Regions from separate parts of the Homo sapiens genome. Here region 1 is linked to region 2. A link is a contact called in ENCODE Hi-C or POLR2A ChIA-PET data. All regions are on one chromosome and are shown on one strand. Each heading gives the region's core, a stretch centred on a gene start or an enhancer-like site at or near the end of the contact. The rest is flanking DNA. Distances are from core to core; before and after follow the strand shown. Region 1 overlaps NMT2 (N-myristoyltransferase 2). Region 2 overlaps FAM107B (family with sequence similarity 107 member B).

Region 1 (5,740 bases), core at 2,947-5,446, 540 kb before region 2:
GAAAAGTCCAGGCTGCTGATCTCTTAATGCGTTGGAACTCAGGAATCAAGTGTAGAGGAGAGACCCAGCGAGTGGAAATAATGTCTCATTAAATTATCATCTTCTTAAACTATCTCGTTCTCAATGTGAAAAGTTGTCATTTTTTTTTTTTTTGGAGACAGTCTTGCTCTGTTGCCCCTTCAGCGCAATGGCACAATCTCAGCTCACTGCAACCTCTGCCTCCCGGGTTCAAGCGATTCTCCCACCTCAGCCTCCCAAGTAGCTGGGACTACAGGCACCCGCCACCACACCCGGCTAATTTTTGCATTTTTAATAGAGATGGGGTTTCACCATGTTGGCCAGGCTGGCCTCAGACTCCTGACCTCAAGTGAACCGCCTGCTTCAGCCTCCCAAGGTGCTGGGATTACAGGCATGAGCCACTGCACCCAGCGAAAAGTTATTTATTTATTTTATTTTATTTATTTATTTATTTATTTATTTATTTTTTTTTTTTTTTTTTTTTTTTGAGACGGAGTCTCACTCTGTCGCCCAGGCTGGAGTGCAGTGGCGGGATCTCGGCTCACTGCAAGCTCCACCTCCTGGGTTCACGCCATTCTCCTGCCTCAGCCTCCTGAGTAGCTGGGACTATAGGCGCCCGCCAGCATGCCCGGCTAATTTTTTGTATTTTTAGTAGAGACGGGGTTTCACCATGTTAGCCAGGATAGTCTTGATCTCCTGACCTTGTGATCCGCCTGCCTCGGCCTCCCATAATGCTGGGATTACAGGAGTGAGCCACCACGCCTGGCGAAAAGTTATTTTTTTTATTTTTTTATTTTTTGAGACAGAGTCTCGCTCTGTTACCCAGGCTGGAGTGCAGTGGCTGGATGTTGGCTCACTGCAACCTCCGCCTCCCGGGTTCAAACAGTTCTCCTGCCTCAGCCTCCCAAATAGCTGGAATTACAGGTGTGTGCCACCACACCCAACTGATTTTTGTATTTTTAGTAGAGATGGCGGGGGTTTCACCATGTTGGCCAGGCTGGTCTTGAACTCCTGACCTTGTGATCCGCCTGCCTTGGCCTCCCAAAGTCCTGGGATTACAGGTGTGAGCCACCACGCCCAGCCAAGTTATCATTTTTAATAGGGAAAAATATAAATGTGCTTTCTAGACTTGGCTTTATTTGGGGCTTGGCTATATTAGTTATCTATGGCCATGTAAAAAATGACCACAAACTGAGCTGCTTAAAACAACATTTATTATCACACAGCTTCTGTGGGCCAGAAATCCAGTCACAGCTTAGCTGAGTCCTGTGCTTTGTTCAGGGTCTCTCCTGAAGTTGCCACCCAGGTGTCAGCCAGGGCTGAGGTCTCATCTGAAACTTGACTAGGGAAGGATCCATTTCCATGCTCCTGTAGTTGTTGGCAGGATTGAGTTCCTCACTGGCTGTTGGACCAAGGGCCTCAGTTCTTTGCCATGTTGGATTCTCCATAGGGTAGCTCACAGCATGGCAGCTTATTCATCAAAGCCAGTGAGAGAGAGAGTCTATAGAGAGGATCTGCTGGCAAGATGGAAGTCAGAACCCTATGCAGGTGATTCATGAAAGTGACATCCAGTCGCCATTGCCATTTCTTTTTTTTTTTTTTTTTAAGATGGAGGCTCGCTCTGTTGTCCAGGCTGGAGTGCAATGGCACAATCTCAGCTCATTGCAATCTCCGCCTCCTGAGTTCAAGCAATTCTCCTGCCTCAGCCTCCCAAGTAGCTGGGATTACAGGTGTGCACCACCACGCCCAGCTAATTTTTGTATTTTTAGTAGAGATGGGGTTTCACCATATTAGTCAGGCTGGTCTCGAACTCCTGACCTCAGGTGATCCACCCGCCTCAGCCTCCCAAAGTGCTGGGATTACAGGTGTGAGCCACTGCGCCCAGCCGCCATTGCCATTTCTATTGGTTAGAACCAAATCACAGGTCCTGCCCACACGTAACAGGAGCAGATCACACCAGCTGTGAACCCCAGGAGGTGGGATCACTGGGGGCCATCTTAGAATCTGTGTGCCACTGATGGGATCTTTTGTTTGAAGTGTTGTGACGTGTGAATTGAAATAAAATCTTCGGCCAGGCGCGGTGGCTCACACCTGTAATCCCAGCACTTTGGGAGGCCAAGGCGGGCAGATCACAAGGTCAAGAGATCGAGGCCACCCTGGCCAACATGGTGAAACCCCATCTCTACTAAAAATTAAAAAATTAGCTGTGGATGGTGGCACATGGCTGTAGTCCCAGCTACTAGGGAGGCTGAGGCAGGAGAATCGCTTGAACCTAGGAGGCACAGGTTGCAGTGAGCTGAGATCACGCCATTGCACTCCAGCCTGGCCACAGAGCGAGACTCCATCTCATAAATAACTAAATAAATAACTAAATACATACGTACATACATACATACATACATACAAACTTCAAAAATGCCTCTTTTTTTCACTATGGGCAAATGCTGTTCCACTTTGGTCTCTCCAAATTTCAGTTTCTTGAACCTCAAGCAGCCTAGCTTATGTACAAGGAAAAGACACACTTACATGTAGGTTGCCTACAATGGAGTGAAGAATAAGGAGTTTTAGCACATACCATTGGTTTACTCACAATGATTTTCTTAAAGTGCTAAAGCTATTTTTGACTTGACTCCATTCATCAGCCTTAATATTTTTGTACAAGAGTCAATCTTCTCCTGGGTATAGGCGTGTATTATGAAACCAGACTGTGGCATCTTACTTCCAGTGAACCTGGGTTCCTGGTAGCAGTCCTGTTCCAGTCGTGCTGTGATAGTGACTGCCTTTCCCCCACCCATAAATTGAAGGTTATGAAGTGCTTTCAAATACATTATTCAATTTATTCTCACAGCAACCTTTTGAAGTTAGTACTTCTTATCCCCATTTTACAGATGAAGAAACTGAGGTATGTGACAGTTGGCACTTAGGCGAGGATGTGTTAATATCACCAAGTGGAGGGCTTGGGATGCAGGCCCCAGACCTCCATGTTTCCCTGTTAGCTCCCTCTGCCTCTGCCATCCCCTCTAACATTACCCACTATGGGGACACCATGGCTCAGCCCCACTGAATGTCTCACTGTGAGTACAGCATAAATCAAGGCAGAAAAGGACGATTGTCAAGATGCAAACAGTTCTCATTGGCTTGCCCCAGTCTCCTTTCCCCCTTTTAAGTCATAGGAAAGGAAAGGAAAATAAAGAGTAAATTAATAGAATAAAAGAGAGATTAAAGTACAGATATTATGAAATTGGAAGGTGCTGGCAGCAGTCCCTTGGGTGTCTGCCTCTTGAGTTAAACTGGACAGAACTGCATACACCGGATGCCCCTTCCTCTCCTATGGGCCCAGATGGGTGATACCACTGCTAGCAGTCAAGTTATTTAAGAACATTTTTGTACCATTCAGCGTAAAAGCAAACTTATGGAATACAGCTTTTGCTGTATAGATCAATCTCATTTTCTGCTTCATTGTTACTCTTTTTGCTTGTAGGAGTGCCAGCTTTCTGTCTTTTTCATGGACTTTTGAATATAGGAGCTAACATTTATTGTGGCCGGCGTTATGCTCGACATTTAACAGCCGTAGTCTCATTTACTAATCACAACAGCCACAGGAGGATGGGTCCTTATCCCCATAGCACAGAAGGGGCCATGAGAACACAGATTGACTTGCTCAGAGTCTGCTGGCCAGAAGCAGAGCTGTCGCAGGGCCTGCGCCATTCACAACTGTTACCTAAAATACTAAGGTTTCCCCAAGAAACACGCCTTACGATGCCTCCCTACCCTTTCAGTGTTTGGGGAGATTTTATTTTGTTTTGTTTTTTTGATCTGGTGTTGAGTATTTCCAAGTTCGATTTTGCGCATCTGTGTCAATGAGCTGAAAGGTAATTTGATGTTGATAAAAAGCAGAAGTCAGAGAATGATCCACTAAGGTCTTAGCACTGTGCTGCAAGGAGGGTGTGCTTGCTTAGACATGTCGAGGCATATAAGGTGTTCTATATTTAGTGGCATTAGATGGTTTTTTTAGTGGTTAGCATTCTGTTTGCTCCTTTTTGAATCATATAAATAACCATAATCATTGCTTACATCTCTTCTCTGGAATCTTGGCTCTCAAACGGTTTGTACCACAACTTGACAGATAACAACACTACTGTTTTTTAATAGAGCTCTGAGCTTCATTTCCTTATGTACTTATAAGCAGATTTTACACAGATTTCAATCTACGTAGAGGCCCATGAATCATGCATATTAGTTGGGCCATGGGAAAGGATATCTGATTCAGATACAGAGTTTGCTTATGAAACTGAGATTTTTCTTATTTACTGGAAATGATTCTCTGCATTTTATTGAACTCTCAGAAAACATGACCGCTTCACTATTCCATTATACGGAAGCTAGCCATTTTAATGTAAGCCCAATAGCCTTCCTGGTTCTTTCTGAGGACAATAGTTATAATTTGAGTGTTTGTTTTGCTTTTCAAAAGTTATTTCTTTTTTTTTTTTTTTTTTTTTTTTCTGTGAGACGAAGTCTCGCTTTGTCGCCAGGCTGGAGTGCAGTGATGCGATCTTGGCTCACTGCAACCCCCGCCTCCTGGATGCAAGCAATTCTCCTGCCTCAGCCTCCTGAGTAGCTGGGACTACAGCCACGTGCCACCACACCCAGCTAATTTTTGTATTTTAGTCCATGTTGGCCAGGATGGTCTCGATCTCTTGACCTTGTGATCCGCCTGCCTCAGCCTCCCAAAGTGCTGAGATTACAGGTGTGAGCCACCGTGCCTGGCAGTATTTCATTCTTACACAGATTATTTTAGCTATTAGTCAGCAAATGTAAATATTCTTACCCTGTTTTCTAGGACTTTCTGTTTTTTATAGCTGGTACATCCTGGTGTGCTCTTATGCTTTAATGCTTCTATAAAAATTTGTTCAAAATGCTTATAAGTTGCCAAACTTATGATACTTTTTACCTGAATTTAGGCAACATATTGCTTGTCTAAATTCTGCTACTTATTTTTCTAACCTTTAGAGACCTAAGATAGCAGTTCTCAAAGTGTGGCCCAGGGACCTCTGGAAGTCCCCCAAGATCTTTGAATCTATGCAGTCATTTTTTTTTTTTAACTATTTTCATAATAACACTAGTATGTAATTTTTTCACTTTCATTCTCGTCTGAGTATACTGTGAAGTCTTCCAGAGGCCATGTGGCATGTGTATTTCTGTAGTCTTTTGTTTAAAAATGTTCTCAGTTTTGATTTCTAATGCGATAAGTGTGGATATGCATAACCCACATAAGCAAAGCTCTTTGGAGGTACTCAATCATTATTAACAGCGTAGGCCAGGTGCAGTGGCCCATGCCTGTAATCCCAGCACTTTGGGAGACCGAGGTGGGCAGATCACAAGGTCAGGAGATCGAGACCATCCTGGCTAGTACGATAAAACTGCATCTCTACTAAAAATACAAAAAATTAGCTGGGCGTGGTGGCACGTGCTTGTAATCCTAGCTACTTGGGAAGCTGAGGCAGGATCAAATCACTTGAACCCGGGAAGCAGAGGTTGCAGTGAGCTGAGATCACACCACTGCACTCCAGCCTGGGCGACAGAGTAAGACTCCATCTCAAAAAAAAAAAAGAGTGTAAAAGGGTCCCAAGACCAAAATATTTGAGAACTGCTGCTTTAAGGCGATCTGCTGGGCAGTTCCTTTAGTGGTTTCACAGTTGGATATTCAATGAATGAGAATTGT
Region 2 (6,498 bases), core at 2,944-5,443:
AAAAATTGGGCTGTACATGTAATGCATGCACTTTATGCAAGTTATGCCTCAATTATATATTTTTAAAAAGATACACGAAAAACAAAGCCAAACTACAAAACCCCTGGGTAGAAATGCAGGATTAGACACTGTTAAGGATGCAAAATCTAAGCCACCTGTTAGGTGTTGTCTCTTTTTCTCCCCTTTCACTTCAGAGGTGCCTTGTTTTGATTCACGTGATAAATTGACTCTGGACAGACCTGTGATTTTATGCTTTTTTATGTGAATGGCTTTCCCATGAAGCCTCAGAGTTGCTACGAACCTGCTGGCAAAAATTTCCAGCAAAGGAACCTGTACATTTCCGCACTAGTAGCCCCAGGAACTGCCTCTTCCTTTGCCAAAGCTGAATCATCTTACCTGAGGGTTTCTTGGTCCTGAGCTGGGTGTGGCCCAGCCATTCATAGCCTAGTTTCTGTGCTGGGCCCTGACCTTTCAACTCGGGGATGGCTGGGCATGCAGTTTGGGAAATCAGATGGCACGGGATCGGGGAAGCCCAGGGATCTGCTGAACTTCCCACCTCCCCAGCATTGATTTCATCCCTTATTCACTTAGAAATGGCTTTTCTTAAGGACCAGGATTTGAACAAAGTCTGTCCAATGCATTTGATGGTTATGCCTTTTAAAGCTGTATACATATAGAACAGTTCCTTTACCCCCACCCCTTCCCCCCATGCTATTGACTTGTTGAAGGAATCAGGTCACTTGTTCCGTAGAATGTTCCACATTCTGGATTTGGGTGCTGGGTTTCTTTTAAACTCATCCCACTAGTCCCTGTATTTCTGTAAACTGGAAGTTATCATGAAAGCTTGATCAGATTCATGTGCAGTGTTTTTGGCAGGATTAATTTGTTGGTATCATCTGGCTTAACGTTGCCTCAGCTTAGGAAAAGGTCTGACTGTCTCACGTGTAGTGATTCTAAAACTGAGCGTTGGGGTCCTGTGGTGGGTGGCAGCTTGACCCTTTCATTTCCTCATCGATCTTTCTCCCAATGCCGTTAGCATTCATCGATGACTGTTGTTTGAATTAATTATTTCATTAGAGATTGTTGATTCTTCTCTCTTAATGAGATGGCAGTGAGCATGAGATGAGATTTAAACTGACCAGGGTATCGGGGAAAACTGACAACATTGATACAGCTTAGGGGCATCTACAGAATTCACAGAAAAAAGCAAAGATTGGCTTGGCTCTTGCAGTTACTGTGAGCGCCTCCTGTTATTAAAGTTAATTACCGTTTGCACGGTCTTCTGTGGATGTTACCCTGTCAGGTTAATTTTGTTATTTAAGTCTTGAGTTGCAGCAATATTAAATTCTGTGCATATGTGCTAACTCTCTTTTTTATGTAACTTGGGTGCCTGTTCACCTAAGTTAGGAGAGAATGACCTAGGTTTAGGAGGTAGAATTCCCCGTGATGGTGCAGACCATGATAGAGAGTATCTTTTTCAATTGTCATTTTAAATTTTCTGACTTGTAAGGAGACATTCATGCTCAGTCTTTTCTTATAAAAGATCAGTCATTGATGAGTTTAAGATAACTAGAGGAGAATGATACATCTGAAATAGTTTTGTGTTTTCTTCTGCAAACATACGGAAGAAATGGATCTTTTTTTTTTTTTTTTTTTTTTGAGATGGAGTTTTGCTCTTGTTGCCCAGGCTGGAGTGCAGTGGAACGATCTCGGCTCACTGCAACCTCCGCCTCCTGGATTCATGTGATTCTCCTGCCTCAGCCTCTCAAGTAGCTGGGATTACAGGCACGTGCTACCACACCCATCTAATTTTGTGTTTTTTTTTTTTTAGTAGAGACAGGGTTTCTCCATGTTGGTCAGGCTGGTCTCGAATTTCTGACCTTGGGTGATCCGCCTGCCTCACCCTCCCAAAGTGCTGGGATTACAGGCATGAGCCACTACGCCTGGCTGAGAAATGGATCTCTTAATGGCACCTCTCAACTTCATTGTTAAGAGTGTTTGGAGAGGGTAGATACTTGAATTGTTTCTGTTAGGAAGAAATTGAGAGTTCCTTTGGAAGAAGCATGATCGTAGCGAATGAATTTAATTTACATATGCTCCATCAGCACCAGGCTGCACGGTGACATACTACATCCGCAGTTTGATTTTGGGACAACTTCCATACTTGAAGGCTACCAGAATGGAAATATATTGATTCTAACTATCATGGGCAAGCCTGTCTTTTGCCACAATGTGTTGTTTGAAACCTATTTGTTAAAAGGATCATTATAAAGTAGGTTCTAGGATTCCCATAGTCACAGTCTCATTCTGAGGAGTCGTGCTGTTGACCAAACACTTGATTTCATATAAATCATGGCTGTGACCAATAAGTCCTAAAAGAAAGATGTGAAAACTAGAAACGTGGAAGAGTTTGAAATCATAAATGTTGCTTCTGTTGTCAGAGAGGTCTTGAGCTTGGAGAAGCCATAGAAATGAAGAGGTCATCTAATCAAGATTCTTCATTTTTGGTGAATAAACCAACGCTTAGATGTGTTAAATTGCTTGCCCAAGACCACACAGCTAATGATTTGTAGAGTTGGAACCAAAACTCATCCTGGAATAAGGACCATTAGTACGTTAAGTGTTTCTTTTGAACATGTTAAATGCTTCTTACATGCATCATTTTTGGATCCTCATGACAACCCTGTGATTTAGGACTGTAATTGGTTTTATTTTCTGAGGAGGATGTTGAGGCATAGAGACATTGAATATCTTGCCCAGGATCACCCAGGACTGAGATATATTCACTGCAAAGAATGTGCTTTTCTTTTTTTTAATTTTTAAAATTTTTAAATTTTGCTTTATGTTCTGGGCTACATGTGCAGTACATGCAGGATTCTTACATAGGTATACATGTGCCACGGTGGTTTGGCGCACCCATCAATCTGTCATCTAGGTTTTAAGCCCCGCATACATTTGGTATTTGTCCTAATGCTTTCCCTCCCCTTGCCCCTCATCCCCCAAGAATGTACTCTTATTCACCCTATGGTGTACTGCCTTCTGATTCATTCAGTCATTCATTTCTTCCTTGTTATTATTATTACTGTTTAAAATTCATTATTTCGTGTTAAAGGAATGCCTTATTCCTAACAGCCCAGAAACATTGCCTTTCAAGGACTTTCCATATACTCTTAAAATCTATATTTTTAAAAACCTACCAGCTCTAATTATTGCAGATATAGTCAGTGGAAATCACTAGCTATAATAAATGTTATTTGAATAATTGGTAATTGTGCCTGGCTTACTAGTATTTGAAAAAGCTTTCAGATTATAGATGGTTCAGGACTCTTATAAGATGTCTAGGTAAGTTTGAACTGATAGTTTCTTTCTTTTGATAAATGTCCTATGCCAACCTACAGCTTTAAAAATAATTCCTTTGACCATTCTTTTAAAAAGTCACCACTTACTCTTTTTTTTCTTTTCTTTTTTTTTTTTTGAGACAGTCTCGGTGTGTCACCTAGGCTGTAGTGCAGTGATGTTATCTCGGCTCACTGCAACCTCCTGGGCTCAAGTGATTCTCCTGCCTCAGCCTCCCAAGTAGCTGAGACCACCGGCATGCACCACCACACCCGGCTAATTTTTGTATTTTTAGTAAGGATGGGGTTTCACCACGTTGACCAGGCTGGTCTCGAACTCCTGACCTCAAGTGATCTGCCTGCTTTGGCCTCCCAAAGTGCTGGGATTACAGGCGTGAGTCACTGCGCCCAGCCTCACCACTTATTCTTTAAATTCTTGGAAACATCATGAAGGAATCAACTTGGGATGGGTTTGGAGCCCTCCTTCTCTCTCTTCTTCCTCCTTTTCACTCCCCTTCAGTAACAGTAACATCCTGGGGAGCTCTGAAGCTGAGATTTCATAAAGATCAGATGTGTTTTTGGGAGACAGCGTGTGTGGGGTGATGGGTGGGGAGGAGTGGAGGTGAGAAGTCACCCTGTGGCATGGGAGAGGATGTTTGATGTTGATTTTCTGAGTGTCAGCCTCCTGTTTCTCAGGACGGTTGGTTGACTGTCTTTTTCTCTACTTGCGCTGCCCACAAAGAGCCAGATGTGGGTGCCTCCGGGGGTTTATGGGACCCACTTACCTGTGTGAAGCTGGCTTACAGAGAGGGGAGAATGGGTAGACCCTGGTAGCGTCCAGGGAGACTTTCACGTGGGCGTGGTTTGTACTCTGACCCACTGGTGACTTTAAACAATTTGTCATCAAATACCACAGTTGGCTTTGCAGCTATCTGGTATTTGTGCCTGGAGTAGGTTTGTTTGTTTTGTTTTAAATGCTTCTAAATTACAATTCTTTGTGAGCTTCCTGTTTCCTACTTACAGCTGAAATATGTGATGACTGACTCTACCAGGACTGCTTTTTTCCCCTTTTCTGCATTTGTGCTGGAAACAGAACAGCTTGCACGCACAGCCTGGAGCATGTTGCCTGCATGTGCTTCTTGGTGGACGTGAGCACATGGCTGACTAATTTCAAAAACCGCCTATTTATATCCTCTTCAGAAGCGCTGTCAGACATTAGGCACTCTCTCTACTAACGTCACGTCGATTAATATGGATTTTAAAATGGAAGTAAATTATTTTTTACTCATGGGTGAGTCATTAGATAGTCTTTTTTAAATATACATCCCACCATTTCTCTCAAGGGTGTCACACTGGTAATTGTCCCATGCTGGAGTTTTCAGCAGTTATCATAGGATTGAGTGCAGGAGGAGGCTGTGGAGAACACCTAACCCTCTGATTTTATAGATGAAATGACAGCCCAGGGTTGCTGAATTACTGAGAGCTCAAAGCTCCTTGGTGCAAATCTAGGACTAGAGCTCTCTCCTCCCGTAGCTTCGAATTGAGCACAGTGTCCTTTACTGTCACCCACCTTGCCTCACCCTACCTACCCCACATGCTGGCACTTGCCACCACAAAAGAATAAAAACAAGGACAGGAAACAAAACTTCCTAGTTGCTAGGGTTGTGGTGACGATTTTATAGCAGAAAAGAAAATAATGTTTAAGATATGTAATCCTAAAGAAACTGTCTTTTTTTGGATGTTTGTGTAAGACAAATTCTTATTCATACTAATGGAAAGTCTTAAAAACATTAAACATGAAAAATAGTTGTTCATACCATGAAAATAAGCCTAGGCATTTATTTAAATGTATGAGAACTATCTTTGTCGACTGTGTCTGTTGTCCACATTTTGACTTCTAGGGCTAAGCAACTTCCCGCGATTGGATAAATATGGGAGTTCTTTCTAAATAAATATATGAGAATATATTTCTGTGCATAAATACATGAGAATAAATACATGAGTACCTGCATTGTGTCTTACACTGTCATTATCCTCAGGCTTTTTTCAGATGTATGTTGTCATTTATTAGTTCCGACACTGGCGCATTAGAAGGACGATGAACTTTTTGCTAGATAGACCTAGGTGGCATGTCGTAAGTGCTTTTATCTTGGTGAGTTCAAGTTTTCTCATCTCTGCAGTGTGACTATTATCAGGCAGGAAAAGCACCTGGCACAGTGCCTGTACACAGGTGTGAACAGAGGTTAGTGTCTGCTCCCCCAAGGTGGTGTTGTGATGTGATGTCATACGTGATTGTTTACACTCTCACCTGATGGGCGAGACTATTCCATTCTCATAGGACTCAATGAGAGAGAGTTTGTCCCAGGATTGGGGTGAATGTTTCACCTATATCATCCTCTTGGGCCTTCTCCACCTGAAATGTAGCCTAGTTTGATAAGCAGTGGTAGAATACAGAGACAGGTTAGGAACCTGGTGGGGGTAGAGGGTCCATACTGGAGCTCTGGGATCTAATTGGAGAGTGGAGGAGCGACCCTGGGCTCAAAGGTATGGCTGTCTTCATCCATTTGGGCTGCTGTAACAAATACCACAGACGGGGTGGCTTAAACAGCATTTATTTCTCACAGTTCTGGAGGTTGGGAACTCCAAGATCAAAGATGCTGGCAGATTTGGTGTCTGGTGAGGGCTCCCTTCGTGTTTTGTAGAAGGCCACCTTTTTGCTGTATCCCCACATGGTGGAGAGGGAGATCATCTGCCTGGTGTCTCTTTTTCTAAGGGCACTAATCCCATTCATGAGGGCTCCACTTCTATGACTTAATTACTTCCCCTAAGCCCCACTTCCAAATATCATCACGTTGGGATTAGGGCTTAAATAATATGAATTTATGGTGGAGGAGGAAAAAATATTCAGTCCATAGCCATGGCCAAGGTGAGCAGAGGCTTCAAGTCTATGGGCAGGCAGGATTCTCATCTCATATATTTTTTTCTTTTATTTTTAAATCTACCACAGAGACGTTCTTTGCTACAGGTAGGATTCTTAAAAGCAAAGCAGTGTTCTGAAGAGAAGGTGGGTTTTCAGTGGCCTGGGATGGAGGAGGATAAGGAGGATGTGAGTTGTAGAAGTGAGAGTGAGGCTGAAGGTCAGGAATTGAACTAGCACATGAGG

Evidence for each region. A loop is a pair of places that touch in the nucleus more often than their neighbours do. ChIA-PET counts read pairs that join two places held with the same protein, here RNA polymerase II (POLR2A). Pooled maps may share reads with other maps.
Region 1: a pooled map shows a loop between it and region 2 (4-fold over the local background). The contact joins two enhancer-like sites. A Hi-C loop is called at or near these places in 3 of 50 pooled maps. POLR2A ChIA-PET finds 5 or more read pairs at or near these places in 2 of 52 experiments (MCF 10A and activated T-cell).

Annotation. Positions count from the first base shown.
Region 1 is chr10:15,122,312-15,128,051 of GRCh38, reverse strand. The region is part of intron 8 of NMT2 (N-myristoyltransferase 2); the gene reads left to right. Among named protein-coding and RNA genes, the nearest start is that of RPP38, 28 kb to the right of the region's middle. RefSeq lists enhancers at 3,951-4,090, 4,997-5,176. Within about 2 kb of position 4,196, at least 4 of the 41 ENCODE cell types and tissues checked have a DNase peak (open chromatin) inside an H3K27ac peak, as active enhancers do.
Region 2 is chr10:14,586,151-14,592,648 of GRCh38, reverse strand. The region is part of intron 2 of FAM107B (family with sequence similarity 107 member B); the gene reads left to right. Among named protein-coding and RNA genes, the nearest start is that of MIR1265, 150 kb to the right of the region's middle. RefSeq lists an enhancer at 4,172-4,371. Within about 2 kb of position 4,193, at least 16 of the 41 ENCODE cell types and tissues checked have a DNase peak (open chromatin) inside an H3K27ac peak, as active enhancers do.